Linked DNA regions of Homo sapiens: region 1 is linked to region 2. Evidence: chromatin contacts called from ENCODE Hi-C or POLR2A ChIA-PET data. All regions are on one chromosome and are shown on one strand. Each heading gives the region's core, a stretch centred on a gene start or an enhancer-like site at or near the end of the contact. The rest is flanking DNA. Distances are from core to core; before and after follow the strand shown. Region 1 overlaps RAD51B (RAD51 paralog B). Region 2 overlaps RAD51B (RAD51 paralog B).

What was found. Hi-C counts contacts between places; a loop is a spot of excess contacts on that map. ChIA-PET counts read pairs that join two places held with the same protein, here RNA polymerase II (POLR2A). Pooled maps may share reads with other maps.
Region 1: a map of Calu3 shows a loop between it and region 2 (2.9-fold over the local background). The contact joins two enhancer-like sites. A Hi-C loop is called at or near these places in 1 of 168 maps with a recorded cell type or tissue (Calu3) and 2 of 50 pooled maps. POLR2A ChIA-PET finds 5 or more read pairs at or near these places in 6 of 52 experiments (A549, AG04450, HCT116 and 3 more).

Annotation. Positions count from the first base shown.
Region 1 is chr14:68,086,569-68,092,349 of GRCh38, forward strand. The region is part of intron 7 of RAD51B (RAD51 paralog B); the gene reads left to right. Among named protein-coding and RNA genes, the nearest start is that of RAD51B, 270 kb to the left of the region's middle. RefSeq lists an enhancer at 1-240. Within about 2 kb of position 2,280, at least 5 of the 41 ENCODE cell types and tissues checked have a DNase peak (open chromatin) inside an H3K27ac peak, as active enhancers do; they include HCT116, where a contact is called at or near this core.
Region 2 is chr14:68,137,977-68,144,114 of GRCh38, forward strand. The region is part of intron 7 of RAD51B (RAD51 paralog B); the gene reads left to right. The region is part of intron 2 of LOC105370546 (a long non-coding RNA gene); the gene reads right to left. Among named protein-coding and RNA genes, the nearest start is that of RAD51B, 320 kb to the left of the region's middle. RefSeq lists an enhancer at 1-658. Within about 2 kb of position 2,400, at least 20 of the 41 ENCODE cell types and tissues checked have a DNase peak (open chromatin) inside an H3K27ac peak, as active enhancers do; they include HCT116, where a contact is called at or near this core.

The sequences.
Region 1 (5,781 bases), core at 1,030-3,529, 52 kb before region 2:
TGCAGGGAGGGCATGTGGGCTTGAGTATATTTAAATGCTGATAAGGAGTCAAGGATAGAGGTTGATACGAGAGTGGAGAAAATGGGGCAACTTGAGATGGGATGAATCCAAAGCACAGGGAGAATTAATCTTAGGATGGATACCCTCCAAAGTCAAGGGATGTTATTGGTGATGAGAAAGGCATATTCTGTTAGGATTAATTTCTAATATTGGGGGCTTCTTGAGGGAATAATACTTCTGGGGTTTCCTGAAAGTTCAGAATGGCAGGCATTAAAAGATGCCTGGGGCCAGGCGCGGTGGCTCATGACTGTCATCCCAGCACTTTGGGAGGCCAAGGTGGGTGGATCACCTGAGGTCAGGAGTTCGAGACCAGCCTGACCAACATGATGAAACCTCATCTCTACTAAAAATACAAAATTAGCTGGGTGTGGTGGTGCATGCCTGTAATCTCAGCTACTCGGGAGGCTGAGGCAGGAGAACCACTGGAACCCAGGTGGTGGAGGTTGCAGTGAGCCAAGATTGCACCATTGCACTCCAACCTGGGCAACAAGAGTGAAACGCCATCTCAAAAAAAAAAAAAAGAGAGAGAGAGATGCCTGTGACAGCCCATACTATTTCTGATTCCCTAGGGTCCACTGATCCCCAGAGATTCCATTAATTTGATAATGCTCTTTATTTTGGGTAGCTGGCATATACCAGAATTGGACCCTGAACCTATGGATTAAGTTTGGGTTTGGGGCCTAATTCTAGTCTAATAATCAGAGTAGCAGGGTGTTCTGAGACCCTCTGGAGACTTTTCCCATTGTCAAAGTACCTCTAGCCAGTCTACCTTAATTAGCAAAGATATCATTCCCATTATGATTCATCATGATTGACTGGTCTATATGATGGATTACTGATTGTAGAAAACTCTGGATTATTATAGTATTATGCTTAGAAAACCATTCTGTTCAAATGTTAAAGGGTTGACAACAGCTCACTTTCTTCTGTGGTTTAACGGAAAGAAAGTTCGCTGTGGAACCAGAAAAAAAATCTGGCTCCATCGGTGATTGAGCTATGGGGCCTTGAACATCCTGTGAGGATGTTACAGAGTCATTTACTCTCTGTAACATTACCTGGTAATGCCTAATGTGCATCATGGTTAGAATTGAAGGTCATGTATATGTACCATTACATTGTTGATATTAAATAAATAAGAACTGATAGTATTTTTATTGACTTAAAATAATTATTTTATTGACTTAAAAATAATATTTTTAAATATTTAATTATATAATTATTATATATATAATTATATAATATATTATTTATATAATTATATAATATATTATTTATATAATTATATAATATATTATATATAATTATATAATTTATTATTATATATAATTATATAATTTATTATTATATATAATTATATAATATATTATTATATATAATTATATAATATATTATTATATATAATTATATAATTATTTAAATAAAAATAATAACTATTATTTACTACTCTAGGGCCCTAAGTGAGCACTTATTGTTAGAATTTATTGTTAGAATTCCAGATCAAAATCAAGGATCTCATTTCTCCATGAATCTAAGAGCTATTATTGGTGATGTCTTTGGTATAAGTTTTTGTAAGGACAAAGGTTTTGTTACAGTCCTGGCCCTACTAAAACGTCTTTTATTGACCTGCATGCTATCATAGTAAATAGAGAGAAAAGAGATAAAATTCTAGACTTTTTAAGGTATATGGAAATAAATCAAATTTACTTACTTACTTTTTTACCGTGACCAATTTGGATCGCTGTCATTTTCCATGAATGTGTCTCAGGTTTTTGTTTTTTTAATAGAGAGAGTTAGCTGTTTCAACCTCTCTTTCTTTCGTCTAATAACTCCTCATTTTTTTCTCCCTCTTTTTTCATCTTCTTCCTTTCTTTCAGATTATTGGAAACTTTCTCATGTTGCAGCATTTGCTGCTATCAATTATGCCAGAAAAGCTTTCTGTGTACTAGCAGTGTTATGGGATCGTGTGTGTGTGTGTGTGTGCGCGTGTGTGTGAGACAGAGAGAGAGAGAGAGACAGAGAGAGAGAGGTGGGGGGGAGATTGAGATGGAAAGAGTGGCGGGGGATGAAGGAAGTGGGGGAGAGAAATAAATGGTGTCTGGGGTAATTGTGCTGGTGTTTTTTCCTGCATGAGAGAAGCTTCAGATGTCTGTCTGGCTTTGGCTCAGTTGCTGTATGGGCGTAACTGAAGAAGGAGGTTGGGGTAGAGGAGAAGGCAATTAAAACTTTGAACACCTTAAATGCCCTTCCTAATTAAGTGGTGAGGATGGAAAATGAAATACCTTCTTATGCTTCATTTCTGTTCTCCGTTTAAAAGTCTGTGGAGGGATCAGAGCTCATGTCCTTAGAAAGGACAGAACTTTCAAAATAACAACTCTGAAAAACAAGTTTAAAAAAAATTTCTCATCATTTTCTGCTTTTCATGAACTTTTAATATAAAGCCATCATTATTTTTTTTTCCTGGGCCCCCTTACCTATATCCTCTCCCCACTCTCATTAGTCACTCCAACTTTGAAGCACCCAATTCTCTGGAGTATTAATGGAGACAGTTCAAGTATCTAACTGCTGTTTCCTTTGTTCAAGTTGCTTTTGGTCCTTGCTGGGAAATGCTCTGAAAACTGAACCAGCTACTGAACACAAAGGCTGACGGTGTTGTCCCTCCTGGTAATGTACTGTGTGATTTGTTCCCCTCTCCTGTTCATGACTCATTAGTCTCTAAGTACAGAAAAGGTTGCTCCTCTGGAATAAAAGGAACGGACCCAGCTCGGAGTCCTTTTTCGCCTTTTCCTGTGTTTTATATGGGTGCACTCACAGTTCTCCATCTTCATTAGTGACCCAGCAGGGGGCTGGCACAGGGTTGAGACTAGCTTTTGCTGGTTCCCTGGGGTGTATCAGAGACCTCAGAACTCAATACCCTACTATAAAAATAAAATACTGTGCTTCAAACGACCTTTTGATGGAACAAAGCCATACATCCCAATCTGCCTGGGCCTCTCAAATTGAGACCATGCCAAGTGCCAGATTTGCATTTTGCACATGCCCTCCCACCATCCCCTTTCCCCCTTCCTCTAAATGTGGTTCTTTTGGTAGCCTCAGTGTCAGGTAAATGTTTATGTGTGTGTGAAAACGCAGACTTTGGCAAAAGACCTTTTGTATTTAAATTACACTTCAAGATAGTAGTTTCTTGTAAGAGATGTAGGCAGCAGATATTTGTGGGCTTTTATGCCCTAAATGATATCATTTTAGATTTATATATGTGGGCTTTTATGCCCTAAATTATATTATTTTAGATTTATATATGTGAGCTTTTATGCCCTAAATTATATTATTTTAGATTTATATATAAAGTTTAGGAAAGTAAGCGGAAACTAGAAGTGCTATAAAAAACTGAGTTACATATTAAAAATTCAAGTTATTTTTTCTGGTTTTCCAGAGTGGCCAAATTATTTTCTTATTTAAAACCTAGGCACCCTAGAGCCATGTGTGTGCATGTGAACTCTACTAAAGTGAGACACTGACATGAACATAGAGTCCATCAGACCTTTATATCAAGAGCTTGGAGTACTCAGAGCATCGTATCTCGTTAATCTTCCAGCATTGATGTGCTTTAGCTCTTGGGAACAGATTACTATACTTATTTTAAAGCAACAGGGCAAATAAAAATAGGGATCTTTTGGTATTGAATGACCAGCATAACTTTAGAAAATCCAACTCTCTTATCCTTCATTTTTACATCATAGTTACAGTAACAGGTTAAGATTAGCTTTTAACAGATTGTTCTAAATTTCTTTAGGTTTCAAAACATATTGCTATGACATTTAAGTAATACTTTTAAGACTGTATGAGACTTAGGGCCTTGGTTTGTAGAGAATATTCAGTTATTTAAGAAAAGTTCACTTTGATTCTATAGTAAAATAATGTACAGGTGCAAATGTGTGATGTTATTTTTGGTTTGTACTTCAGGTTTGCAAACATACCCTAATTTTTTACAGAAAGTATATGGTAGACTCTTTATTTTAAAAAATGTTCATAGTCTGGGTCTGTATGATTTTATTTATTTTATTTATTTATTTATTATTATTATTATTATTATACTTTAAGTTTTAGGGTACATGTGCACAACGTGCAGGTTTGTTACATATGTATACATGTGCCATGTTGGTGTGCTGCAACCATTAACTTGTCATTTAGCATTAGGTATATCTCCCAATGCTATCCCTCCCCCCTCCCCCCACCCCACAACAGTCCCCAGAGTGTGATGTTCCCCTTCCTGTGTCCATGTGTTCTCATTGTTCAATTCCCACCTATGAGTGAGAACATGCGGTGTTTGGTTTTTTGTCCTTGTGATAGTTTGCTGAGAATGATGGTTTCCAGCTTCATCCATGTCCCTACAAAGGACATGAACTCATCATTTTTTATGGCTGCATAGTATTCCATGGCGTATATGTGCCACATTTTCTTAATCCAGTCTATCATTGTTGGACATTTGGGTTGGTCCCAAGTCTTTGCTATTGTGAATAGTGCCGCAATAAACATACGTTTGCATGTGTCTTTATAGCAGCATGTTTTATAATCCTTTGGGTATATACCCAGTAATGGGATGGCTGGGTCAAATGGTATTTCTAGTTCTAGATCCCTGAGGAACCACCACACTGACTTCCACAATGGTTGAACTAGTTTACAGTCCCACCAACAGTGTAAAAGTGTTCCTTTTTCTCCATATCCTCTCCAGCACCTGTTGTTTCCTGACTTTTTAATGATCGCCATACTAACTGGTGTGAGATGGTATCTCATTGTGGTTTTGATTTGTATTTCTCTGATGGCCAATGATGATGAGCATTTTTTCATGTGTTTTTTGGCTCCATAAATGTCTTCTTTTGAGAAGTGTCTGTTCATATCCTTCACCCACTTTTTGATGGGGTTATTTTTTTCTTGTAAATTTGTTTGAGTTCATTGTAGATTGTGGATATTAGCCCTTTGTCAGATGAGTAGATTGCAAAAATTGTCTCCCATTCTGTGGGTTGCCTGTTCACTCTGATGGTAGTTTCTTTTGCTGTGCAGAAGCTCTTTAGTTTAATTAGATCCCATTTGTCAATTTTGGCTTTTGTGGCCATTGCTTTTGGTGTGTTAGACATGAAGTCCTTGCCCATGTCTGTGTCCTGAATGGTATTGCCTAGGTTTTCTTCTAGGGTTTTTATGGTTTTAGGTCTAACATGTAAGTCTTTAATCCATCTTGAATTAATTTTTGTATAAGGTGTAAGGAAGGGATCCAGTTTCAGCTTTCTACATATAGCTAGCCAGTTTTCCCAGCACCATTTATTAAATAGGGAATCCTTTCCCCATTGCTTGTTTTTGTCAGGTTTGTCAAAGATCAGATAGTTGTAGATATGTGGCATTATTTCTCAGGGCTCTGTTCTGTTCCATCGGTCTATATCTCTGTTATGGCACCAGTACCATGCTGTTTTGGTTACTGTAGCTTTGTAGTATAGTTTGAAGTCAGGTAGCATGATGCCTCCAGCTTTGTTCTTTTGGCTTAGGATTGACTTGGCAATGCAGGCTCTTTTTTGGTTCCACATGAACTGTAAAGTAGTTTTTTCCAATTCTGTGAAGAAAGTCATTGGTAGCTTGATGGGGATGGCATTGAACGTATAAATTACCTTGGGCAGTATGGCCATTTTCACAATATTGAGTCTTCCTATCCATCAGCATGGAATGTTCTTCCAT
Region 2 (6,138 bases), core at 1,150-3,649:
TCTTTAGAGGATTGTAGACTGTGTGTTCTGTTCCTAGCCCTCAGGGTGTGATTTGAGCTTGCCTTGCTCATCCAGCCATAGTCTGGGCACAAAAGTCTAGCTTACAGACCCAAGAAGCCAGGACAAGCTTGAAAATCTGCAGAGCTGCAGGCAGATTCCCATTTAGTATTTTTTTTTTCCAGGGCTCAGGTTGTTATTCCCAGAGTTTTCCACTCCTAATGATGTTGTTACTTCATGTGGTAATGGGTGGGTGGTGAAAGATGAAGTCTGCATTAAATAAAAGACATTTGGCAGTTAAAATTTCTGGGTAAGTATAGGTTGGTAGCATAACAAAATCAGAAGTACATTTTACCGTTTTGTTACATTGCTTTTGTGTGTAGTTTCACATAATAAAACAACATCTTTTAACAGCAAAGGCTCCTAGCAAAATGAGTGTGGCTTAAAATAGGGCAATTACCAAAGAACTTTACTGAGGGGATTAGTAACTCATTAAATCTTTTCTCTTCAAGGAGAAAAGAAACTTAAAAAAAAATTCTCTTTTCTTGGGTTTTAAGCATTTTGGATAAAAACTTTTCTGTCTTTCTCTGTATCTGTCTCTCTCTCTGCTCCCTAATTTATGTATTTATTTATGAAAATGATTTGTGGAATTTAGTCAGGGATAACTTTGTTAATTCTGCACACCAGGAAGTCTATTGAAAGACTTATTTCCTAATTGGCCCAATCTTTTGCTAACAAGGTATAATTGTAAAATTATCTTTTTAAAAAATAGTCAAGGAAATTAAGGCTCAAAACTCAATGTGAGCTTACACTGAACAGACTTTTATAGCTTAACTCAGTAGTTGAACCTAAGAGCTGTGCTTTTCTATCTTCATTCAATCTATGATTGAATGAGAATGGTTCTTTTAGTATTTTTTCATGTTTAATTCCTTTTTGATGAAGTCAAAGAGAAATTGGGAAAAGTAGCCATCTTTATTAGTGTGTTATCTGTGGATGCCATATACTATGGAAGAACCTGCCTCTACCACTTTTAAAAAAATGTTTCTGCAAGATAAAGATGATTTTTTTTTGTAATTATAGCAGCTTTTATTTTTAAAAATCACTTGAAACCGCATGAATTTATCCTTATTTCCTAACATATATACCAGTAATTAAAGGACTTTCCTCTAGAACTATAACATACTATAAGACAGGGCACTTTTCAACACTTCAGAGATCCTCCTTCAAAGATCTCTGTGCAATTCAAAACATTTATTACTAAAATTTCAAAACATCTCTGGAGATATTCTAAATGGTTTTTTTTTTTTGGCTTGTATAGATGAGAAAGTTGAGGTACAGAAAGATTGAACCTTGTACTTTGTGTCAGTCATAGAAGCAGATACTGCATACATAAATCATTCTTTTATCAAAACTCTTAAGAGGACAGTTCTTTGTGTCTTTGTATAAAATTGTTCTTGTTTTCCTTTGACAGCTTCAGGCTTTGCCTTATTAACAGCAGTGCTTATTTTTCAAAACCCTTTGATTGAGACAAAAAAAAAAGCAGGTTCATCTAGCCTAGGCAGAACTGGAAGAAGCCCTGAAAGGGATAAATTACCTAAGGGGTGGCAGTGTGGGGCATGGGAGCACTCCCACTGCCTCACTCTTAGCAGAGTACTTGATTCTTCTCAATCCCATCCCACAATTTCTCCCACCTGAACCAATATTTGCCAGTTTTCTACTCGAGGGTTGCCATGACTCCTGATGAGTTAATATTGGTAAAACACTTTAAGCCTTTGGAAAAAGGTCTCATAAAAGTGTACAATTGGCACTGGCCCTGATAGTAGTCACAGGCTTTTTGAGTGGGCACTAGGCACCCTCAGATAAGGTTAACCAGATCCCTGTTTTTGGCGAGGACAGGCTCTAGAATGAGGTCTGCTGCTGCCATCTTGAGAGAACACATCTGGTTTGAAACGTTGAAAGCCAGGTGACCCTTGAAGCAGCCACACAGTAATGTCTCCTCACTGCTTCTGCTTCCTGCTAATTTGGGGAGCAGCAGGTGCCTCCCTGAGAAACCCTGCCAGAGGGTTGGCATGCCATGCTGATCGTCTCATTAAGCCCTAAACTTTTTCTACAGAAGAAAACTCTCAAAAGGCGATTCCAGAATATGACAGAGAGAGGTCATGACAGATAATCAGATCAGTTTATAAAAAGTTAAGGATGAGTCATGTCACTCCTAAAGGAGTTGGCATCAATTTATTACACAAGACCAAACACTGAAGGAAGAAAAGCCTTTAGTCTCATTAAGGAGCCCAGACAAAAATCCCACTTAATCCATCTTGCTTTTCCTTTTCCTGCAACTCAGCTGGTGTGCAGGTGTAGGGCAGCTTGGCAGAAGATTTGAACGTTTGGAAAAGGGAGTCATTACTGAAAGTCACTGACACACACTTCCCTTGGAATGCTGCTGATGTCATGGAAAACCAGGACCTTAGCAATAACCCCTAACAACCACAGCTACAGTAAACAGTAAATGTTACCTCCACCAAGGCATTGGTTTTTAAAGAGTTTTAACAGGCCAGGGCTTGCCAGCCACAACTCATAAAAATGTTCTTATAATTTTACCCTACTCTCTAAAAGTGCTGGATAACTGCTGAGGTTTCTCTGCCACTTGGGATGCAAAGCCAAATTCACGTCACTTTCAAGGTTCACTAATCAGAATTTACAGCATTTCTTTTGCAGTCCTCTTCATACCCCCTGCCATGCTCACAGAGTTAGGTCTGGTAGATTTCATACTTTTTCAAAGAAGTCTCTTGTCTTACTGAGTTGTCTCAATTTCTGGTGATGGTGTGAATTAATGTGCCAGGTTTTGACTAGTGTTTTATTAGTCTAGAGGTTAGGCAAATCTGGTTAATTGATAGCACTCAATCTATAGGTTATATTCCAATCAATTTGAAACAACCGGGCAAAGTGGCATTCTATAGTTCAAACTCTGAACTGGGTATTGTCAAGGTGACCATATAATTTATCATCAAAACTAGGATATTTTTGAAAGTAAAGGGGCTCTATTAATAATTACTCTGAGATAACAGCAATAAACCGGGACTGTCGAAGCAAGTTGAGCATAGGGTCACCCTTGTTACTGTGCCAAGAGTCACCATCTAGCTGTCATTTATTAAGTCAGACATTGAAGAAACTTGCAGGAATGCAGAACAGTGCCACTCTTCTCATGAACATTTTTTGTTTTAGAAAATCTAGTCATTCTCATAAAAATGTTATTTATGATAAGATGTTATGAGTTTATTAGTGTTAGTTTTAAATGAATTAAATAAATGCTTTAAAATTCATCTATTTTAATTTCTAATATGGTAAATATAATCCTCCCAAGTAAAAGCTCTATAGGTCTTCAATAATTTTTATATTCTTAAAGGGAACCCAAGACTAAAAGTTTTGAGAATTGCTGCTTTTTCTCTGCATGGGAAAGAATATACTACTAAAGCAAAATGATAAATTCCCTGGCAAGAGAGACCAGCTTAATCATGATTGCATCTGCTACAGCACTAGCAAAATGTCCTGCATATAGTTAGTATTCTGTAATACATAAATATGAGTAGACAAATCTCGTGTGACAACGCTGAAAAGTTGCTGTGTTTTCTGACGTTTGGGTATTACATTAACATTATTATTTGGTTTAAGTCTTTGTTTTTTGATATTCAGTATGTTTGGTACTCTTTGTTAATCTTATTTCGACACAACAATGATGATGTCATTTTTCCTTCGAAAGTTTTATGGGATAGATCAAATTTCCTATGAAATGAGTATGTTAGATAAGAAAACATAAAGCATAATAAAAGTAGGACTCCTTTCTTTTAACCTGCCTAACTCATGTTTATCCTTTATCTCAGGTGTCATCTTCTTCATTTGGCCTTCCTAGACCTTCCCAGGCTGGTCTGCAGCCCCTCCCATGTGCTTTCAAAGTACCTTTTATCACAAGACTTATGACTCAGGGTCATTCCATTCATATGTTGGTTTCCCCAGTTAATTTTGAGTGCTTTTATGTCAGAAGCATCCTTTAATTTCCTTATTCCCAGAATTAAATGATGCTTGGTAAAGCTATTAAAGACTATCTGTTACACTGAAATGAATATAAAGAAGGAAAAACTAGTTAATTTAACTTTTACTAGTTAATGAAGTGTTTTTTTTTTAAATGTCATATGACATGATTTCTATAGTACTGGAAGAAAAAATTTTTTAGAGTAAAGGAAACCACAGTTTGAGGAAAGAAGATAGATTGCTTTGTTATGACCTTACATGCAGATTGATTTACATCTACCTACCCCTCCACTCTCAAACTCCTTTTCAGAGTTAGACTCTTTTAAGCCCTTTAAGGGTTACGTATTTCTGAGTATGTGATTTCTGTCAATATCAGAAATTATTTCCATTGGCAAAAAAAGTTATGAAATGATTTCTATAATATAGGTTTACTTTTGTTGCAAGTAACTTTTCATTCTTTATGTTTTTCTTTCTTTCAAATGAAAATATTATCTTCTATATTTAAATTTGTTCCTTGAGTTAGAAATATAATATTTTAAATCCATGCTTAATTTAATTTAGAAGACATCTCCAAGGCCTAAAATTGACTTGCTGTTTTGTAAATCAACATGACAGGATAAACAGAGGCCATAGTTTATTTGGGAAGCAGCATGATCGTCATGATTTAATAATAGTGATAATTATATGTAATAAGTAAAAGTAGGAATCTAAGTTTTATGAAGATGGTTTTTAATGCCATGTGTTTTGCTTGGTTTTAGTTTGGGTCTTTTCTCTGAGTGCTGTTCTGTGCCTCCACATTTGTTTCTCTTTTTGGAGACCACACATTTTGGATAATTACTTACCAAACTTATATGCAAATTATTGATGAGAGTCAGAACACATCACAGTTTTTATCAAGTCTCCACTAAAAAAGGGGTTGGGGGCTTGCAGTGAGCTGAGATGGCACCACTGCACTCCAGCCTGGGCGACAGAGCAAGACTCTGTCTCAAGGAAAAAAAAAAGGCGCGGAGGGCGAGGGGGTGGGGGGGGAGTTATTATGCTGTCTGAGATGGAGTCCTAAAGGAACACTGTGATTTCTGTGGACAGGTGACTGGCTGGATGGGGATGAGAGAGCTGGGTACTTGTCCCAACTTTGCCACTTTCTAAGTTTTGGTGTGTTTTTAGCATGTCACCTTACTTCTCTTAGCTGCTATTAGTGTCCCCATCTGTAAAATCAGTCTGATCAGGCTGGGTTAGATGATCTCCAAGGTCTTTTACAAATCATCTAATTCTATAGCTTGTGTAGTCTTCTGTCAGGATTTCTTGTTCTTGAAGTCCCTAGTTGACAGATAATGGTGTGGAAGGAAATGATACATGGCAGAGTCCTGAATGACCAAAATGGACTTTGTCCACACTTATGTGCTAATCTCCAAAGAAGAAGAAAATACAAATGGGCCAGCGGCCAAACATGAAAATGGTGACAGTGAGCAAAACATTGAAGCAGACAGCTGAAAGCTTCATTTCCTGGCCCGGCTGCCATGAGAAATGCTGTGCTTGCCAAACCCTTCAGGCTGTCAAGGCCAGAACTTTGGCTAGCTCTTATTTTGAGCTCCCCCCATACCACACACACAAACCACACAGGAAAATTGTCTCTCTCCCTTTATATTTGTGCCTTTTGGCTACACTTCTATTTATGCCAAGTCCTTGCCTAATCTCCTTCCTTCCAGCTGTCACTATACTCTGCCTGTTGCTTTCTGGGGGCTTTGAAAAGCAGCTGCAACCTTCAGAGGAAGCGCAGGGTGGTTGGCATTGGTGGAAGGGTATTGTAAGTGTGTGTGGACTCTATCAGAACCAACCGTCACTTTTACCTGGTTTATGGACAGTCCAAACAGTGTTCTCACTCTCTTTCCTTGGCAAATGTTAGAACTGATGGCTTTATTTTTTTCTCCCTCCCTTCATCTTCAGGGATTTTTTTTTTCTCTTCTACATTACTCAGCCTTTTTGTCTGTGAACATCCTGTGGAAGATTTCATTTATCTTAGGTTCTTTGGCCAGGCTGCTCATCATCTTTTTTTTCCACATAAAACATATTTACCTAATGAGAGAACTTAAGATGGATAACCAGAGCCTCTGTACT